Regions from separate parts of the Mus musculus genome. Here region 1 is linked to region 2. A link is a loop called in an ENCODE intact Hi-C map of the cell type or tissue named here. Cell type or tissue: gastrocnemius. All regions are shown on one strand. Each heading gives the region's core, and the rest is flanking DNA. Links, peaks and the distances in the headings are about the cores only.

Evidence for each region. Peaks named below come from ENCODE experiments on the same cell type or tissue, not always from the same donor. Only the 100,000 strongest peaks of a DNase experiment are listed, where the experiment ranks them.
Region 1: a loop joins it to region 2, with 2.3 times the contacts of the local background. A loop is called at or near these places in 1 of 42 quality-filtered maps.

What each region holds. Positions count from the first base shown.
Region 1 is chr19:46,142,550-46,152,632 of GRCm38, forward strand. Pitx3 (paired-like homeodomain transcription factor 3) reads right to left here and starts at 5,776. Exons shown (of 4, transcript NM_008852.4): 1 at 5,652-5,776. It overlaps Gbf1 (golgi-specific brefeldin A-resistance factor 1), which reads left to right and starts at 10,009. Exons shown (of 40, transcript NM_178930.3): 1 at 10,009-10,083. In gastrocnemius, for the core only: no CTCF peak of the experiment used is centred there; DNase peaks (open chromatin) are centred at 5,162, 5,833 and 6,011; H3K4me3 peaks cover 2,597 bases; H3K27ac peaks cover 2,442 bases.
Region 2 is chr19:46,219,802-46,229,884 of GRCm38, forward strand. All of the region lies in intron 3 of Gbf1 (golgi-specific brefeldin A-resistance factor 1), which reads left to right. Among named protein-coding and RNA genes, the nearest start is that of Gbf1, 72 kb to the left of the region's middle. In gastrocnemius, for the core only: no CTCF peak of the experiment used is centred there; a DNase peak (open chromatin) is centred at 5,942; H3K4me3 peaks cover 216 bases; H3K27ac peaks cover 3,832 bases.

The DNA.
Region 1 (10,083 bases), core at 1,347-9,346, 77 kb before region 2:
AGATCGAGGGCACAGAACTCAGGCAGGCAGCCTCATGTCCGGGTGGGCTGGTCAGGCAAAGGCTGGGGGCGCCAAGTTGTTATCTGAGTTGGAGACAGGCTGGCTGAGGATTAAGCTCCCCCAAACCGGGAGAGGCCAGGAAGCTGGGGAGTTGGGCCAGGGGCCAGGGACTTCATCTCACTCAGTGGATAGTTAGGGATAAACAGCAGTGTGGAAGCAGCAGGACTGGGTGATGCTGGCAGGGCCAGACATAGCCAAGAGATAACTGGTGATGTATCTAGATGTATCGAGGGTTTGTCTGGCCACCCCTATTCTTTCTGCCACATTGTGCTTGGGATGTGAGGTCCAAACTTCACTGGCATTATGGTGGCTAGCTCAGGCCTAGGGGAAATAGAAGACCTTCAGGTATGTCTTGATTTCAAAGTACAAAAGGTCTATTATGGACAAGCAAGAACACAATAGTCATAAGACATTAAGGGCAAGGCACAGACCATAGGCTAAAGAAGTCACACTGAGGGGGGGTGTGTATCTGTGGTTCCCAAGGAATGAAAGCTCACTGCAAGAAGGCAACTCTCATGGAACCTGCTTACAGTCCAGAGGAGTAGATCAAGGCCACAGGCAGAATCCAAGACAAATTGAAACATCAGTGCCTGAAGCAGGAGGAACGAGCAGGGAAGGAATGGGAGAAATCTTCATCTTGGAGGCAGCGGATGAGGAGGGAGACAAGCGGGACCAGGATTGTGATCTATGGCTCTGCTTAGCAAAACAGTAAACTGGGAACAGGTGAAAACCAAGGTCCTGAACAAGTACAGTGCCATCGCACATCCTGAGGCTGAAGCGAACCCCTGGGATGGATACATCCTTCTTCTATTCACTGGAGGTACACAGTGTCCAGACTCCGGTCTGCTGAACTGCAAGTGTGCAGCGGAGGACAGATTGTGCAGCAGAGAACAGATGTGTGCCCACAGCTTCGGGACGAAACCCCTGCACCTCAGGTGGAGGCAGGATTTGATGTATTCATGTTATCAAAGGGGGTGTATTGGGGATCAGAGAAGGAGTTATACATACTTTTCAGTGCCCATCCCTCACTTCCTTCTTTGATAAGGCATTATATGTGTTCACGAAGAGGCATCCCCAGGGACTGAAATCCACTAACTTTAACTTTCTCACAGTCTAGGGAGGCAAACGGAATATAGGATGAAAATAACGGAGCATATAGATCTTACTCTCAGGTGTGGGAGATTAGAGGTATCAAGTGTTGGGGGGCTCAGAGGATGCAGGCACATCATTGATATGGGGGTTGAGGAGAAAGAGAAGGGTCAGGGTCTTCTAAACAGCCCACAACTGTTGAGAGTATTTAAAGGGCACTGCAGAGCCTCATTTGATCAGAGGCTTACTGTGGACCATGAGAGTCCAGCAGGAAAGAAGGTCTTCAGTTGAGGAGTCGTGATGAGAGGTAATTGCTGATTCGGATTTAGTGTAAAGGCTAGACTGTTCGTGGCTTTTCTGTTAAAAGCATCTCCTACATTCAGGGTGTGGTGACATATGCCTATAATCCCAGCACTCAGGAGGCTGAGGCGGGAAGATCAAGAGTTTAAATCTAGCTTGGTCTTGGGCTATATAGGGAACCCATATATGAAAATAGGGGCAGGGATGAAACAGCAGCAACGAATATGAAGAATCTGTGAGATCTCTAGCTTGATTTTATGTAACCTGCATGTTCATTTCCATGTACTGGGGATGGAACCAGGCCCCTTGCGCACGCCAGGCAAACAGTCGGGCCCCTTGCACACGCTAGGTGAACAGTCTACTACCACTAAGCTACCTGAGGCACATCCCTAGCCCCACCCCCAGCTTAATTTTAAGACTTCTAATCGATTTTGCATCCTATTTCATAAAGCACACCATGTCCATATACACACCTGGCCCCAGTCTTAAGGAAGACAGACCGTGGCCAGCCCATTGCCGTCCTATTCCTGGACTGCCTTCCTAGCTCCACACCAAGAAGCGTTACTGCAAGCCCGAGGACATACAAGCAGATGACATACAAAAGTGACATCTTTGTGACCTTTATTTGCAGTGGTAACTAGAATGGATCAGGCTGGGGAACAGATTTGTAAAGAAGGTCGAAACCATGCCAGGCAGCATTGGGGAGGAGGCACTGAGGCCAGAAGTTTCCAGTTCAAGGCCAGCCTGGGCTACATAAGGAGGCCCTGTTACAAGTAATCAGAAAGTTAAAGATGGTCTTGAGGTGGAAGGATGGGGAGAGTCTTGTACATCACATATGTCTCTTACCATAGTTCTCTCCCTCTCCCCGCCCCCCATCACACTTACAGGCCACTATCAATTACTGTGCACACTGTAAGTCCTCTAAAGCTCAGATTCTAATACCTCCTTTTGGTTAGCTCTCATCCCCCTCTCCCATACTCTAGCAAGCGTCAGTCAAAAAATGGGGAAGGAAGGATTCGACATGCTTTGATCACTGTAGTTCAGCCTCAGACCTTGCACCCTGCCCTCTCTTCCTAGACCTAGATCCTAGGCTCTCATTGACATTCTCGAGCAGTGGACAGGCAGAGTTCAGATCAGGCTATTTGGTAGAAAGGTGAATATACAGTGGGGAACTCCTCATGTTCTCAGAGAGGGATAGGGGTGATAGCTGACACTGGAACTCCAGGGAAGATGTTCCATCTCTCCTTAAGAGTCTGGCTGTAGCTGGATCAAGGGTATGATCAGACTACTCTAAGGCAAAAGCCCTTGCCTTCCAAAGAAAGATGCTATGGTCACGGGGACTGCAGTTTGGGCAGAATAATAGCCACGAGGCTTCTTCCAGTGTCCCTCCGTTTACAAAGAGCTTTCCTTCTATACGTGACTGATATGCTTCATTTAACCCACAGGCCCCCGAGTGGCAGGGGTGTCTATCCCTGCTTATATCTCCAAGAAGGCAGGAAATAGTCCCAGGTTGCACAGAACCAAGAGGTTTGAACCGAGTTCTGCTATTTTTCTGGTCTTCCACGCCACACTGCAGCTATGAGTGACTGACACGTACTGATTGCCAGAAGCCCTCTTAAGATCCAGTTCTACTCAACTGCCTCTATTGCTTCTCTGAAAAGGAGCTCTGGAAGTTAGCTGTCCACAGGACCCAAGCACAGTTTCCTAAGCTTGTAAGCCGCCCACTCCCAACCCCATCTCCAGTTTCAGGAGTTCAGCAAGTAAAGTCTTCTGCTCATGTAGGTCTTTTTGTGTTGTAGATTTTCATCCTGCTGCACCTAAACTTTCTGTCACTCTTCCCTGGCTGCATTCCTGGTTCCCCATGTCAACTATTCTCTGCCTCTGTCTCTCTGTCTCTGTCTGTCTCTCTGCCTCTGTCTCTGTTTTTCTCTCTGGAACCCAGGACCTTGGATATGTTGTGCAAATACTTTCTCACTAAGCTATACTCCCAGCTCCACTCTCTGACTTCTCTAGGCCTGTAACATCTTCCCTAAGAGCTGCTGGTCAGTTACACACTCGGCTACATGGTTTCATGCAAGAATGGCGGATTTTCTTTTTAGTTATCTTTGTTATGATGTTATCTATCTATCTATCTATCTATCTATCTATCTATCTATCTATCTATCTATCTATCATCTCTTTGGTGAAAGCAGAACTTTGAGTTTTCAAAGAACCAGCTGTAATGCCTTCTTTCTTTCTTCTCTAACATGGAGTCTTTCATTTCCTGGATAGTTTCAGTGATTTTTTTTTCTTTTTTTTCCCAAAGCAACGGGAGCATAAAACCCTGAGACCTGTATGATAATGAGATGGGAGCAGTTGAGGCATGGTTTTCTATTTATCAAGGAGAGCAAGGGACAAATAAAAGATGAGGAACAAGGTCTTAGCCAGTACCTAAGAAAACTTTAGGACTGAGGAATGGAAGTAGGCGTGTAAGAAATAAGAATTATATTTTACTCTTGGGTGGAGAATGAGAAAAGTAGCCTCCTCCTCTCCCACTCCCTTTCTTTCTTCCTTTCTCTCTCTCTCTCTCTCTCTCTCTCTCTCTCTCTCTTTCTTTCTTTCTTTCTTTCTTTCTTTCTTTCTTTCTTTCTTTCTTTAAAAGATAACTCATTGTTAAACAGTGCCTTGCGTTAGTCCTCCTGAAAACTCACCCCCTGGCTGAGTTGTCATGTTTGCGAGAATAGATTCAGAGTTCCCTTTGCTCTGTCCTCTTCTGCCTAACTGGGCTCTAGCTAGAGTTGGTGGTCAGGGAGTGTGGTCATTGTATTGGTCCAAAGGAATCAGCCTCAGCCAGAAAGAAAGCAAACTGAGACATTCTTCCTGGCCAGGCTGAGAGGCTAGTAAAGGCACCCCGTGGGACCACAGAGTCGGAATTTCAGCGGCCCCTTTCTCAAGACCATAGGCTTTGCTTTGTGAAAGGGTTAAAATTTTCTTGTCTGGAAGGTTCTTAGTTGGTCAAGGAGCCTTGAGTGGGCTAACAACCAGACTAGGAATTTGAGGGTATCCGGTCAGTTGTACTGGAATTAGGGTTAGAAAGAAAGAAAGAAGGCCTAACAGTTGACTTCGAGTTTGTGAGGGGACTGAGCCCCTCGGAGGCTTGTGAGTGGCCTGCGGCTGCTGCACCCTGTAGCTTAGTCTTCCCTTTGTAGGGCTTAGTCTTTCCTCAGTTTGGATTGGGGAAGTCTACTGATGCCCTGATCTCTTTGAGCTGGAGCGGGGGTTGTCTTGCAGAGGAACCCTGCCCCAAGGCCGTGCTGCACCCTTTACTCTCCCAGCTCCTTTCAGGCCCAAACGGGCAGGAGAGGCAAAATCAAGTTTGAAAACTGGGAGCTGGGATTTCAGGGGACCCACCGAGCCGACCCCATGGCACATAACGCAGCTGGGCAGGCGCTGCCGGATAGGTGGACATGCCAGTCGGCCAGGGACATTCCGTTCACCACTGCTGGACACATCGTCTGCTCCCCAGAGAGACCCACTTTGCCGCCCCAAGCGTTCTATCCGTTCCAAACCCCACGTGCCGCTGACATTCTGTCCGATTCCGAGGAGGCTCCAGATCTGGACCCTTCCAGATCCAAACGGCCCACGACAGACCTGCCAGTCGTGTCGCGTTGTGCTGGCAGCTTGGGCCCTGTAGCTCGCAGCGGCCATCTGACCCAGTAGCGACTCTCGCAACAGGGCTCCAATTCCAACTGCGGAGCAGCTGGGAAGGAAAGCATGAGCTACTACGCGCACCCCTACTTCCAGACGCTGGAGTCTGTCTAAGCCTGGGCCAAGTGGCGCTGCGAGCCGCCTGTTGCCCTTAGGCTGAGCGACCGCTGCCCTCTCCTCAGTTGGCTACCCTTATCACCTTCTGGCCCTTGCCGCTTGCCCCTAGATTTCAAGGTGCTCTCTGGTAAAGGTTTCCAGACTACCCACTCTGTGGTTCGTGCAGTTCTTCGGCTTCTCTCTGAGTCCCCTAAATCTCTTCTCAGTCCCCCACGTCCTTCCTCAGAGTTTCCCTTCTCCCATGTCCCAGCCCCGGGGCTACTATACGCCTTTTCCCTTTTGACCGATTCCCCAAACACCAGAGTTCAACCGCCCCAGGTTTCCTTTTAGGAGTCCCAGGACCAGCCTTGGTCCCTCGGTCCCCTGAGCCCCTATTCCCTGCATGGTCAAGTACTCACAGTGCGTCCCGCAGCAGGCAGACTCCGGGTGGTGGCTGTGGCGGCGGCGTTCTGGAGCGCAGGCAGGGGCCAGGGGCCAGGCACCCTGCGGGGTGGGGGCCGCCCCCCTGCTCTGGGGCGGCCGCTCCGCTGGGCTCTCCCAGGCTAGCGGAGGAGAGAGTGAGTCTCACAGTGCAGTGCCACCCCCCGCCGGCGCCCATTCACTTTATGGCAACCCAGGGCGCCCCCAGCCCGCCGCAGCATGCCGCGCGCCCCAGGCCCGCCCCTTTCCAGATGCGCCGCCCTTGCTCCTCCCTTTCCAGCTGTGAACCTTTAGGCCCCACCTTAGTGGGAGGGGTCCTGCCACCCGGCAGCCAAGAACTCCGCCCCTATGGCCAATCAGAAGCGTTTGCCATCCACTGAGCAACGCCCCCTCCCCACGTGGCCCGGACTGCGCTCCAGCTGGGACTCTCGGGTTCGGCAAAGCTAGCAAAAGTACGGTGGTCCGTGTCGCCCCTGAGTCCAGCCCGAACTGTGGCTAATTGAGGCCTTGGGCTCTCCCCGGAGTCACGAGAAGCAGTGCCGGGGGAGACGGCTGCAGGACCGTCAGGCGGGACAGAGAACCCGGCTGTCGGGTCTCAGCTCCCACACTTTGCTGCCGCTCGTTTCGCCGATTTTCTCCACTTGTCGCTGTCTGTCTTTCCACTCTTTTGTCTCTATTCCAGTCCTCGTGCGCCTTCCTTTTTTCTTCTGACCACCGCTTTGCTCCCTACTCTATCACTTCGAAAGGCTTTCTTTTTTAAAGACCACCCCTCCTTTCCATCCTATCTTTCTCTCCTTAGCTATCTCTATTTTTTTTTTTCTCCCCTAAAGAAGATAACTTGGAGAAAGCAGGATTTGGAACGAGAGAAATCAAAGTGGTATACAGCAGCATCTTCCCTCACTCACTGACCTTGGACAAGTAACAACGATGCCTCCCTGGCTTCCAGTGGCTGTCTGGCCTTGTGTGCTTCAAAGGTGTGAGCACTCGGCCTCTCACGCTGCAGTTATCAATTTGCCTGGGCTGTGCTTTCCTGGCCTCAGCCGTGTCGTGTTTCCCACGACAACAGATTTGGTCCTGTGGGTAAGGGTAGCGTTGGCGTTTTTGGATTAAGTGTTTGCAAGGGACAGGACAGGTGTCCAAGGAGTATGACAGGCGGGTTACTTAGTGCCCCTGAGAGTCCTTAAGCCCCGTGCAGTATGCTCCAAAGATGAATCTAAGCATACGTATCAATTTTTAAAGCACGATAGTTCTCTTTACTGCCTTCAGGAGAAAGTCAAAGTTTCCTAATGTGGCATATTTGATCTTCAGGACCTGAACTTCCAATCCCCCCTTCAATAGAGTCTTGCTCTGTAGCTCTCTGGTTTTGGCTGGCCCTAAACGTTCAACTATTATCCTACCTCTGTGCATTGTACTGAGTGCCCTGATTTGTCTTCATCTTCAGTTTTGTTCATCCTGAACGACCTCTAATTTTTCCTGACCAAAAACAAAAAACAAAAAAAACAACAACAACAACAAAAAACAACAACAACAACAACAAAAACAGTCGTTATATTGCTGATCCTAATTTCTGAGTTCCACTTAGGTTCTGTTTTATCTGAGAAGCCTTGCCTGAACTTCCAGGCTGGCCAAAGGTGTAGCTTCTTGCTCTCATGACCCCTTATGTATAGATTTGATATCACTCCATCCTCCATATTGAAGGAATCAACTGATGTGTTGACTTGTATAAAATAAAATTTAGGAGAACAAGAAGCATTTCTTTCCTCTTTTTCTATTCACAGGCATATAGAAACTCAATAAATGGGGGGCTGGAGAGATGGCTCAGCGGTTAAGCGCACTGACTGCTCTTCCAGAGGTCCTGAGTTCAAATCCCAGCAACCACATGGTGGGTCACAACCATCTGTAATGGGATCTGATGCCCTCTGATTCTGGTGTGTCTGAAGACAGCTACAGTGTACTTACATATAATAAATAAATAAATCTCTGGGCTGGAGCGAAAGGGGCTGGAGAGAGAAGGAAAAAGAAACTCAATAAATGTTGCACTGAAATAAATAAAAAAAAAACCTGTTTTATCTGTTAAATGATGTGTAGCACCTGTGAGGGGCTGGGGATTGCTTTCTCTCTGTCTCTCTCTCCATCTTTAATTGATAATCACATACTTCTAAGATGTCTAATGTCTGGAGGCATACCTAGATAGGGAGGGGAGAGTAGGGAGTTTTAGTTTACTTACAGGGTTTTCCTATTTGCTCTCCAACCTGAGAGAAGCCCTAAAGACCAAACGAAGAGAAAAATGGCTCAGAGGTATCATAGAATGAAATACCTTGGTGATCGTATCATCTTCATCTGACTTCCTTTAGGTTCCTAGCTGGACCTAGAGACCAAGACCAATGCATAGACACAGGGAGTTGTTGGGGGATTCTTCATATTGGATTTGGCTCTGATGGTTTTTTAAATTAGAGGATCATAACCTATGGATGCCTTGGGTGCCTGTTTCAAGGCCACATTCCAATGGCCTTAGAAAAGGTTTGCTTTGCTGGACATGGTAGCATATGACTTTAATCCCAGCACTTGAGAGGCAGAGGCAGGCAGACAGACCTGAGTTCGAGGCCAGCCTGGTCTACAAAGTGAATTCCAGGGCAGCCAGGCAGCCAGGGCTGTTACCCAGAGAAACTCTGTTTTGAAAAACAAACAAACAAAAGATTTATTTTTTATTATTTGAAATGTATGTGTCTGTGCCTGGCATAGTGGTGCAGCATTTGGGAGGCAGTGGCAGGTAGATCTCTGTGAGGTTGAAGCCAGCCTGGGCTTCAAGGACAGTCAGTAGCCAGGGTTACAGAAAGATCTCTCTCTCTCTCTCTCTCTCTCCCCCCCCCTCTCTCTCTCTCTCTCACACACACACACACACACACACACACACACACACGAGAGCGCGCGTGTCTCTGTGTGAGTATGTGCCCAAAGTGTTGGATCCCTCTGGAGCTGGAGTTACAGTAGATAGTGCTATGTACATCCTGGGAACTGAACTCAGGTCTTCTGGAAGAGCAGCAAGCACACTTAACTGCTAAGCTTCCTTTCCAGTCTCACCTGTCCGCATTTCGAAGGAAAATGGGAAATCATCATCATCATCATCATCATCTTCTTCTTCTTCTTCTTCTTCTTCTTCTTCTTCTTCTTCTTCTTCTTCTTCTTCTTCTTCTTCTTCTTCTTCTTCTTCTTCCTCTTCTTCCTCTTCTTCCTCTTCTTCTTCTTCTTCTTCTTCTTCTTCTTCTTCTTCTTCTTCTTCTTCTTCTTCTTCTTCTTCTTCTTCTTCTTCTTCTTTTTGTTAACGATGTGGACTAATGGTGTGAGATTAGGCCCTCAGACTTGATCCTCATACACCTCCACCAATCGTTCATTAAGATTTGTCCAAGGCTTAATAGGAAGGGCTGAACTGAGAGTCATATAGCCCTATGGAGTAAGGTATACCAAGTATTGAGGGAGGCTGGAGAGATGGTTTAGTGGCTAAGAGCATTATCTTAAAATAGACAAATTCTTTCTTTTTAAAAAGAAGTATTAAGTACCCCCATGCCCCTTACTCTCCGCACCGAATTGGCTGGGGTAGGTGTATGTTTTTCTCTGCTATGCATGGATCCAGCTTTCCTCGGTAGAACTCTTTCCACGTCTGGAAAATGAGGATACTCTAATTAGGTATCCAAGATTTCTGCTACCATTTTCTCTATTTCTGGATGGTAGGAATGGAGTAGAAAATGCAAAAATCAGAGTTAGGATGAGACAGGCACATATACCCAAGTGGGGCACAGAAGACAGGAGGGCGTAGGCAAGATTGCACGGGCCGGATTTAGGAACGCGTTTCAACCCCAGACCTGCCTGGAAAGAGAGCGATCCCTAAAGTAGTAAAGCCCAGGTGACTTTGGTAGGATGAAGTTGGGGGAGTAGGGTCGCCCGCTCAAGCTCTCAAAACGGACCCCGCCCCCTTTCCAGCAAATCATAGCCTTCCTGCCCAGGATGCCCAGCAGCCACTGCTAAACAGCGCACTGCAACCGAACCCTATCTGACCCCACCTCTTCAACCGCCCAGCACAATTTTTCATTGTTTATTGGCTTCTGTAACTGTCAGTCAGAGAATCCTCGTATCCGTTGGCTGTCCCCTACCTACTCTTCTTTCCCTTGTAATCTGGTCTCTTTGGGCATTGCACGCCTCCCAGAGCTAATTTCTTTCTTCGATTGGATAGTCGGAATGCCACTTTTCAGAGTGCCACGCTCTGATTGGCTGAGCGCGGCAGGACTCTCGCAGTTACCAGGCAGCGGGCTAGACTGAGGCTAGTTACCACGTCAGTGAGCTGACAGGGAAGGTAGCCGGCACCACCGAGCGTCCCGGCCCACTTACTCCAGCCTGCAGTGAGGTCTCACCCTG
Region 2 (10,083 bases), core at 1,377-9,376:
ATCTGCCTGTTTCTGCCTCCCGAGTGCTGGAATCAAAGGTATGTGCCACTCTACAATTTCTGAGTTCTTAGTAGTAGTAGGCCCAGGCACTGGCTGCACTGGGCTTACATAGTCTCTCACCTTTTATAGCTTCAAAGCTTACATTTTTTTTTCTTCTTGAAAGGAGCAAGAAAGTAGAACAACCAGTCCTACTTTATGATAACAATTCTCTCTGATATCCTTGGCCAAGCTAGCAGAATCATAATTTCTTTTGTAAATAATTGAGGTTTATCATTTTTCTTTCTCAAACCTCCTTTTCTTCCCCCTCTTTGCTCTTTCAGCAGAGATGGCATTAATATGGAAAACATCTACCTAGCTGGCTTCGTTTAATCAGGCAAGTCTGACATTTGTGAAACCTCTCATTAACATTTTCCCCAAAGAGCACAAAATGGCCTCCTCTCAGTATACAGCCACCTCAAAGTTTAGGCTGATTTCCATAGCCATTGGCAGGCAGCTCTCAGAGATGTTACTTCTTCAAACTCTCATTTCTGGCCAACAGCCACTGGTCACATATGTGGGGACCTTCTGTTTCGGTGCTGCCCTATTCCTTGTAAACATTGCTTTTTACCAGTTTAGCCTGGGAATAACCAGGTGTCTATACATGAATGGGACCAGGGTATAGATTCTTCAGGGCGTCCGTGCTTCCTTTCCGCTAATTCAGAAGCTGTTGAATGCTTCTCACTCTGTTCCACACTGAGCTAACAAAAGCAGAGTGCTCCTTGTCCCTCTCTGTCCTCCAGGAGCTTATAAACATCAATTAGGTATACATTAGACTATACTGTAGCATTTTAGACTAAAGCAAGAGCACTGTATGGAAATACAAGAAAAAAGAGATTAGTTCTGGAAATAAGATGTCAAGGCTGGTCCCTTCATTGAAACTGAGAACATGAGCTGTAGGAAAGCCAGGCTTAGATTCTGAGGCCATCAGTTTTATTACCATGGAAACAAGACCTGGTATGTTACTGACTTTTTCATAGCTTGACCAAGATACCTAAGAGAAGATCACAGGGGGCTGGAGAGATGGTTCAGTGGTTAAGAGCACTGACTGCTCTTCTAGAGGTCCTGAGTTCAATTCCCAGCAACCACACGGTGGCTCACAACCATCTGTAATGGGAGCCAATGCCTTCTTCTGGTGTCTGAAGACAGCGACAGTGTACTCATATATAAAATAAATAAATAAATCTTTTTTTTTTTTAAGGAGAAGATTATAGAGGGGAAAAAGGATTTATTTTTATTGTAAAGATTTCTAGCCCTTGTCTTTGAGTCCTTAGTTAGGTGAAACCTTACAGTAGTGGGGAGACATGGAGGCGGAAAACTATTCACCTAATAGCTGATAGGAAGCAGAGAAGGGCTAAGAGACTGAGAATTAGATAAATTCAAAGCCTCACTGCTTCCTCCAGCTATGTCTCACCTCCTGAGCTTGTCAAAGAAGCACTGTCCTCAGGAGCAAGCAGTCAACAGATGAAACTGTGCTTCTCATTCACACCATTATAAACCTTTGTACCATGGACTAATTTACAATAGGGGTGATGGCACATTATGGTAACAATAATATGTCCTCTTTTACTAGAAGGTAGCGCTAGCCTCCTTTTCTTCATTCCTTTTATCTAATTCATTCAAAGACAAAGTCCCTTGTTTCTGTGGTTTTATTTATTTTTCTTGAGGCAAGATCTCATATAGTTCAGTTTGGTGGTGAGATTGTCATTCAGCCTAGATTAGACTTGAGCTTCTAGTCTTGGTGCCCTCTCCCAAGTGCTGGGATTACAAGTGTGCATCACTGTAACCAACTTGTGTGTTTAGGTTATACTCCTAAAATTAAATTCAAGCCTCTTTTCCTTCCCTCTGGATTTTTGTTTGTTTTTCAGTTCTTTAGCTTTTGACTAAAGACATAGACAGCTTATATGTAGTAATTTTATCTCTTTCTTTTACATTTTTATCACATTGCTAGTGAGTATTCAAAAAGTATTAGAAACAGAACCATCAGTTAGGTTATGAGTGAGCCAGTTTTAAAACTGTGAGACTGGGGATGGAGCTCAGGGTTAGGGCACAAGCACCAAGCAAAATGCCAAACTTTAATTAGCCACATATGGAGGCACAGCCTTCACCAGATAGTTGTAAGATTGAGACAAGAGAGTCACGTGAGTGGAGATCCAGCCTGGGCAACAGTTTTAATAAAACTGTGAGCTCAGGGCCCAGTGAAAGACTGTCTCAAAAACAAAACAAAACAAAACAATCAAGGTGGCAGTTCTTCCCCATTTATGTCTATTTCTAATTAAGCTTTTTCAAATATATGCCTATGCTTGTATGTATGAGTGCAGGCACAGAGTCGGCAGAGGGCATCAGATCTCATGAAATTGGAGTGACAGGCTGTTGTGAGCTATCTGATGTGGGGGCTGGGAATCAAAGTCAGGTCCTTTGGAAGAGCAGGAAGCACTTGTAACTGCTGAGCCATCCCCCCAATCCCTGTGGTGTGTGTGTGTGTGTGTGTGTGTGTGTGTGTGTGTAATTTTGGTGGCCAATACAAATAACATTTTCTCCATTATAATTTTATTTTCTTTGTTTACTTTGAGATGATTGCATCCAGCTAAATTTCTTCTTGCTTTACTACTACTGGCTACCTTCTCCTGTATTCCTGTAGTTGTTTTATTATATGCTCATAATAGTTCAGTCTTTGGAGCTTTTTCCCTTATGGTGTCTTTTTCCAGCAGGGTCAACTTTGTACATGACAATTCATATCTCCAGACTGGGGAAACAAAAGCTTCAAGGCATTTTTAGTACATAGGCATGAAATGCTAAATCCTGTCAATTCCAGATCCAAGGTCTGCTTCCTATCAGGTAGCATAATATAGATTAGGCTTTGGAAACTCCCAAAATAGCATTTGCTAATTTGCCCTTTCCTTCTTCCTTTTATTTTTCCTGGTATCTGTGTAGATCCTACCATAGTCTAGATTCCTGTAAGACTCTGTCATCTGGTCAACTGCTACTACCAAATAGCTATATTTATTGTTATGAGCAAAAATCTGTTTGAAAAAGGCAGCAAAGGAAGACTTTTTAGTGTATCATTTTCCCATTGCTGTCCTGGGTGAAGCATAACTCCCATGGACAGAAATACAGAGTTCATTTGAGTATAAAATAGCAGGCAAGGAAACAGGTGTAGATGGGCTTTGTTGTGAGATCTGCCTACTCTCCAGGAAGACAGCCTCCCCCTCACCTCCCCAACAGAAGTCTCTCCCCTTCCTTCATTACAGATCATCGTAAGACTTCCATCCTATGCTGGTCTACGTAGAAATGAGAGAGTACATACTTTTTCTTTTAACACATCGTACTTTTTCCTCCCCTGAGCTTGCTAACCTTCAGCTTAAGTGTGCACCAAGTGCAGATGTATAGTCTTCCTCCCTTCCTGTCCCTCACTTATTCTGAAGGAAGGCAGCAGGTGAGGGGATGCGGAAAGCATGGGGTGGGAGGCTGGGAGGGAGGAGTTTTTCTCACACGCACTATGGATGTTGCTCAACCAAATGGTGTGAAATTGAGTCAGAGCCACAGCATGTGTTTCAATTTTCCAGGGAATTTCCTCTTCCTAACTGTAGGTTTAACCCTTTCTTTTGTTTAATGCCAAGAGTTACCTAAAAACATAAAATGAGTTAAATATAAGAAGAAAAAAAAAATGCTAAGATTCCACAAGGCCTCTCTTTGAGCTCTGGAGCTCCAGCTCATTTGCTGCCAGATGGCTGTAGAGAAGGGTATAGACTTTGAAGTCAGGTAGACGTAGGTTCAAATCCAATCTCTAGCAAGCATGCCTTCTATAGTTCTTTTGAGAGTTAAATGAGATAATGTATAAAATGCCTACCATAGTATATACTTTGCACATAGTGCATACTTGATACATGTTTGTTTCATCTACAATCTACCTTCTGGAATTTTTGTCAGATAGTCTTGCTGTGTTTCCCAGGCTGATGTTGAACTTTCAGCCTTCCTCAGCCTCCCAAATGCTGAAAGTATAGGTGTACATCTCACTTGGCTACTTACTACATTTTACAGGGAAACCAGGTCACATCAGTGCAGGCCAGAGCTTGACATACTCATCAGTGTAAGTTAGGGGTTTTCTTTTTTTAAAGATATTCTAACTACATTCGCTTATTATGTGTATAGGTCTTAGGCATGCATGCTAAGGTGAGAGGGAAGCTTGCTAGGGTTGATTCACCCTTACAAGTATGTTCCAGGGGTAGTACTGAGGTCATTAGTCTTGGCAAGTACCCTTACCCACTGAGCCTATCGTCAGGTGGTACAGGCACACAGGCCTGTAATCCCAGACACTCTAGAGGCAGAGACTGAAGGCTCACAGCTTGGGCTCATGCTAGGCCTTAGGCAGCTGGAGGCCTCCTGAGCTACTTTAGATTGTCTCAAACAACAAACGATAAGTTAAGAGTCCAAGGGATTCAAAGCTTTCTTCTGGACTTCATGAGTACCTGTGTTCATAATACATACAATTAAAAAGAATTAAAAATTTTTTAACATTTATTTATTTATTTATTATATATAAGTACACTGTAGCTGTCTTCAGACATTCCAGAAGAGGGCATCAGATTTCGTTATGGATGGTTGTGAGCCACTATGTGGTTGCTGGAATTTGAACTCAGGACCTTTGGAAGAGCAGTCGGCACTTTTAACCGCTGAGCCATCTCACCAGCCCCAAAATTAATTTTAAAAAGAAAGAAAATCACTTATTTTCCCCAAAATGTTAAAGGGGCAGCTATTGAACCTATGCTACCAGGATGGTGGGTTGGGAGGCAAATTTGTCTCTCTTCTGTCTTTATTCTTATTCCAACTAGGGAGACTCACCCCAATGCTCCTGATACTTATTAATGAATTAATTAGTTAACGAATTTGTTGTTGTTAGGGGAAGGGCAAACCAAAATCTAACTTGTGTTAGACAAGTTCTCTACCAACAACCCACACACACACACACATACACACAAACACATACCATTCTCTTTTTGTTTTTTTTTTAGGTGTAATTAACATACAATGAAATCTACAAAATTTCAACATTCAGTTAATAAGTTTTGGTATCGTATAAACCATATAACTACTAAACAGAAGTTAAAATTTTAAGAAAAGTTACAGCTGGACATGATGATGCAGACCTGGCTTGGAATTCCAACACTTGGAGACTGAAGTGGCAGGATTCCAAGTTTGAGATGAGCTTAGGCTAATAGTAAATTCCTGGCTAATCTTGGCAACATAAAGAGACTTTGACTCAAAAATGGTATCAGAAAGAAGACACAGAACATGTTCATCACTCCCCAAGGTTCCCTCATGCCCTCTTTGAGTCACACTGTACACCCTATATTAAAACGATTTATGTCCTGTCACAATAGATTAGTTTTGTTTTGAGATTTCATGCAGATGGAATTCATGGGTGGCTTGTATTTCATTTCTTCAAGTTTAGCATAGTTTTGGACTTTAGATCTGTTACTAGATCAGTATTTCTTTTGCTTTTTTGCCCCTAGACAGTATTTAATAATTATATGGCTAGATATATCAAAAGAAAGTATATCTAATCTCTTACTGAAAGACTTTTCCATTGTTTCCAGTTTAGGATTATGACCACTATAAATATTTCTCTTTGTTAGCTGTTTTAGTTTCTCTTGGATAAACAGGTAAGAGTAGAATCATCGCCTCATAAGGAGCATCTGTTTAGTTCAAAAAAGAAACAATTCTTCATGGCTCCTCCCACCCCCAAGCTCTTCTTTTTCTTCCCGGAGGGACTGGGCTCTTTAATTTGAGGACTTGGCAGGAGAGAAGCAGCCACATCACCAGGGTCCCTGTTGCCAGAGCACAGTGGCCTGAACTGGACACTTAAAAAACTGAAACAGGTGTTTGAAACCCTACTCCAGCTTCTGCATTTGATGCCAACCCCCTGAGAGGCTGAGACTTTGCCAGGAGAACTCAGGACGAATCATATGTATGCTGGATTAGAGACTTTTATGAGTCCAGGACGCTAAGTGTGTATACATAGTAGCCTGATTATTTAAAGCAGATTAAAAAATGTTTTTATGTAGCAAATACTATTTAATGAGGGGCAGGAGGCTATGTGCAGGTAAAAAGTCTTTCCTTACAGTTGATTCTACCTCTCTACCTTTTATCCTCCAGCAATTGAGTCAGTATGTTCCTTAGTAAAGTTAATATTGCCAAAGGCTCTGAGCCAGGTAAATTTGGTACCCTGTGTGTCAAACATGGGGCTACATTATGCCCTGTAAATTTTTTATTATTATTATTTTGTTTTGTCCCGGTTTTTTGAGACTATATAGCTCTGGCTGCCCTGGAACTTGCTATGTAGACTAGGCTAGCCTTCAACACACAGTTCCTCCTGCTGTGCCTCTTGAGTGCTGGATTAATTCTTGGCCCAGTTCTATTTTTTGGATACTTTTGTTTTAACTAAGCCATAGGATTTTTAATCCTCATATGCTAGCAGCTAAAGCAGGAAACTGAAGGTCTGAATGTCTGAAGCTAGAGGACTCAGTACTCTGTGTTCAGCCCAATTGAAACCAATACAAGTATAATCTTACGTTTTCTCTCTCTCCTTCCCTCCCTTTCTCCTCTCATCCCTCTCCTTTCAACAGAATCTTACTGTGTATGTGTAGCCTTGGCCGCCTGCAACGGAACTCTGTAGATAAGGCTGGCCTGGAACTCACAGAGACTCAGCTGCCTCTGCCTTTTAAGTGCTGACTTTGTAATCTGCTTGCTTATGTTTTGTTTTGTTTTGTTTGTTTGTTTGTTTTTCCAGACAGGGTCTCTTTCTCTATCTCTGTCTGTCCTGGAACTCATCATGTAGACTAGGATGGCCTCAAACTCACAGAGATCTACCTGCCTCTGCCTGCCAAGTGCTTGGATTAAAGGTGTATATCACTACACCCAGCTATAATTTGTTTCTTCAAGGGCAGCTTCAACTGAAGATTTCAAAAGGAAGTTTCCAACTCTGAATCTTTTCTTATACGTGATTTAAAAAGCCCAAGAAAGAGAGGAATTTAGACTTTCCATGCATGCCAGCTTGGCCTTTCCACAAACTCTTGAGAGAAAAAGCATTTTTGAATTGAGTTCCACTTTCATATTCAGACATTCACCTTAGAGCTTGCTACTGGGCCATATCACGTGGATGCTGGCCTTGGACACTAGGCAAGAGTTAAAAGGCTAAGATTATCTCAACCTGACCTTTTTTTTCATTTAATTTAGTAAAAAAAAAATTTGTGGGCTGGTGAGATGGCTCAGTGGGTAAGAGCACCCGACTGCTCTTCCGAAGGTCGGAAGTTCAAATCCCAGCAACCACATGGTGGCTCACAACCACCCGTAATGAGATCTGATGCCCTCTTCTGGTGCATCTGAAGACAGCTACAGTGTACTTTACATATAATAAATAAATAAATAAATCTTTAAAAAAAAAAAATTTGTATAATTCAAAAAAAATTTTTTGATACATACATACAGCTGTGAAATTTAACAATGGATTTATGTAACTGCCACTACAGACGGGATCTAAAATAGCAGACTTCCTCTGCCTTCCCTCTTCAGCCACTAGTCTGCTGTCCTTCACGTGGTTTTATCAATAAGCTCATATGAAGGGAATCATATACAGTGTGTAATCTTCTGAACCTGCTTCATTATTTACCATGATGCCCTTGGGATTTACATGGGCTACTGTGTGTCAGCAGTTCCCTTTTTACTGCTGAGTCATAGTCCACTCTGTGTATGCAGCATACTTTATCCACCCAACAAGGATACTTGGACGCTCCAGTTTACTACTAGAATTGCTATGAACATTGGTGTGGGTTTGTATTTGAAACAAGGTCTTGCCATGTATCCCAGCCTAGCGTGGATGAAACCTAACATCCTCCTGCCTTAGCACTCTTGAATGCTGACATTACAAACGTGCTCCACCATACCTAGCTTGATTGTTCTTGTTGGGTTTTTTTTTTTTTTTTTTTTTTTTAAATACAGGGTCCCTTGTAACTACAGCTGGCTTCAAACTTCTTTATAACCAGAGATTAAATTGAATTTCCTTTTAAAAATTATAAACTTGATATGTACAGGTATTTTGCCTGCATGTATATCTGTGTACCATGTTCATGTAGTGCCCTTGGCATCCAGATGAGAGTATTAGATCCCCTGGGACTGAAGTCACAGATGGTTGTGAGCTGCCATGTGGGTGCTGAAAATGCAACCTAAGGTCTATAGCAGAGTAGCCAGTGAGTTCTCTTAACCACTGAGCAAGCAATGGCTTCAGCTCATTACTTTGAACTTCTAATCCCCCTGCCTCTACCTCTTGAGTGAGTATTAGGATTACAAGTGTGCAACACCACACCTTGTTTATGTGATACTGAGGATCAAACCCAGGGCTGTATGCATGGTAGGCAAGTATTCTACCAATTGGGCTACATCCCCTATGTCTAATTTATGTATGTCTCTGTGTGATGTGCTTGTATAAGCATGTTTATTCATATGTATGAGCACATGTGTGTGGACGCCAAAGGCTGACGTCAGGTAAAGACAGCTTCTTGAGTTGCTCTCCACCTTATATGTTAGGGCAGGTCTCTCACTAGAACCCAGAATTTGCTGATTTGGCTAGGCTAGCCAGCCAGCTTGGTCTGGGGATCCCCTGTGGTTGACTCCTGAGTATTGTGACTACAGGCAGACTTCCACACTCGCCCGAAGTGCTGATGTCCAAACTCAGGTTCTCACCCTTATATAGGAAGTGTTTTACTAACGGAGCCATCTCTTTATCCTTTGTGTTTGTCTGGTTTTGGTTTTGTGTTTGTTTGTTTGTTTGTTTTGAGACAGGGTCTTATAGCCTCAGTAAAGCTGGAATTTACTGTATAGACTGGGCTGGTCCCAGACTTACGGACCCTTGCTTGCCTCTGCCTCCTAAGTCCTGTTATACAAATGAGCACCATCACATCCAGCTGTTACACAAGTGAGCTCTATCACATCCAGCTGTTACACAAGTGAGCACCATCACATCCAGCTGTACACAAGTGAGCACCATCACATCCAGCTGTACACAAGTGAGCACCATCACATCCATCTGTTACACAAGTGAGCTCCATCACATCCATCTGTTACACAAGTGAGCTCCATCACATCCATCTGTTACACAAGTGAGCTCCATCACATCCAGCTGTACACAAGTGAGCTCCATCACATCCAGCTGTTACACAAGTGAGCTCCATCACATCCAGCTGTTACACAAGTGAGCTCCATCACATCCAGCTGTTACACAAGTGAGCTCCATCACATCCAGCTGTTACACAAGTGAGCTCCATCACATCCATCTGTTACACTAGTGAGCACCATCACATCCAGCTGTTACACAAGTGAGCACCATCACATCCAGCTGTTACACAAGTGAGCTCCATCACATCCAGCTGTACACAAGTGGTGAGCTCCATCACATCCAGCTGTTACACAAGTGAGCTCCATCACATCCAGCTGTTACACAAGTGAGCTCCATCACATCCATCTGTTATACTAGTGAGCACCATCACATCCAGCTGTTACACAAGTGAGCACCATCACATCCAGCTGTTACACAAGTGAGCACCATCACATCCAGCTGTACACAACTGAGCTCCATCACATCCAGCTGTTACACAAGTGAGCTCCATCACATCCAGCTGTTACACAAGTGAGCTCCATCACATCCAGCTGTACACAAGTGGTGAGCTCCATCACATCCAGCTGTACACAAGTGAGCTCCATCACATCCAGCTGTTACACAAGTGAGCTCCATCACATCCAGCTGTACACAAGTGAGCTCCATCACATCCATCTGTTACACAAGTGAGCACCATCACATCCAGCTGTTACACAAGTGAGCACCATCACATCCAGCTGTTACACAAGTGAGCACCATCACATCCAGCTGTACACAAGTGAGCTCCATCACATCCAGCTGTACACAAGTGAGCACCATCACATCCAGCTGTTACACAAGTGAGCACCATCACATCCAGCTGTTTTTATTTTTGAACAAGTTTAGTTTATGAATAT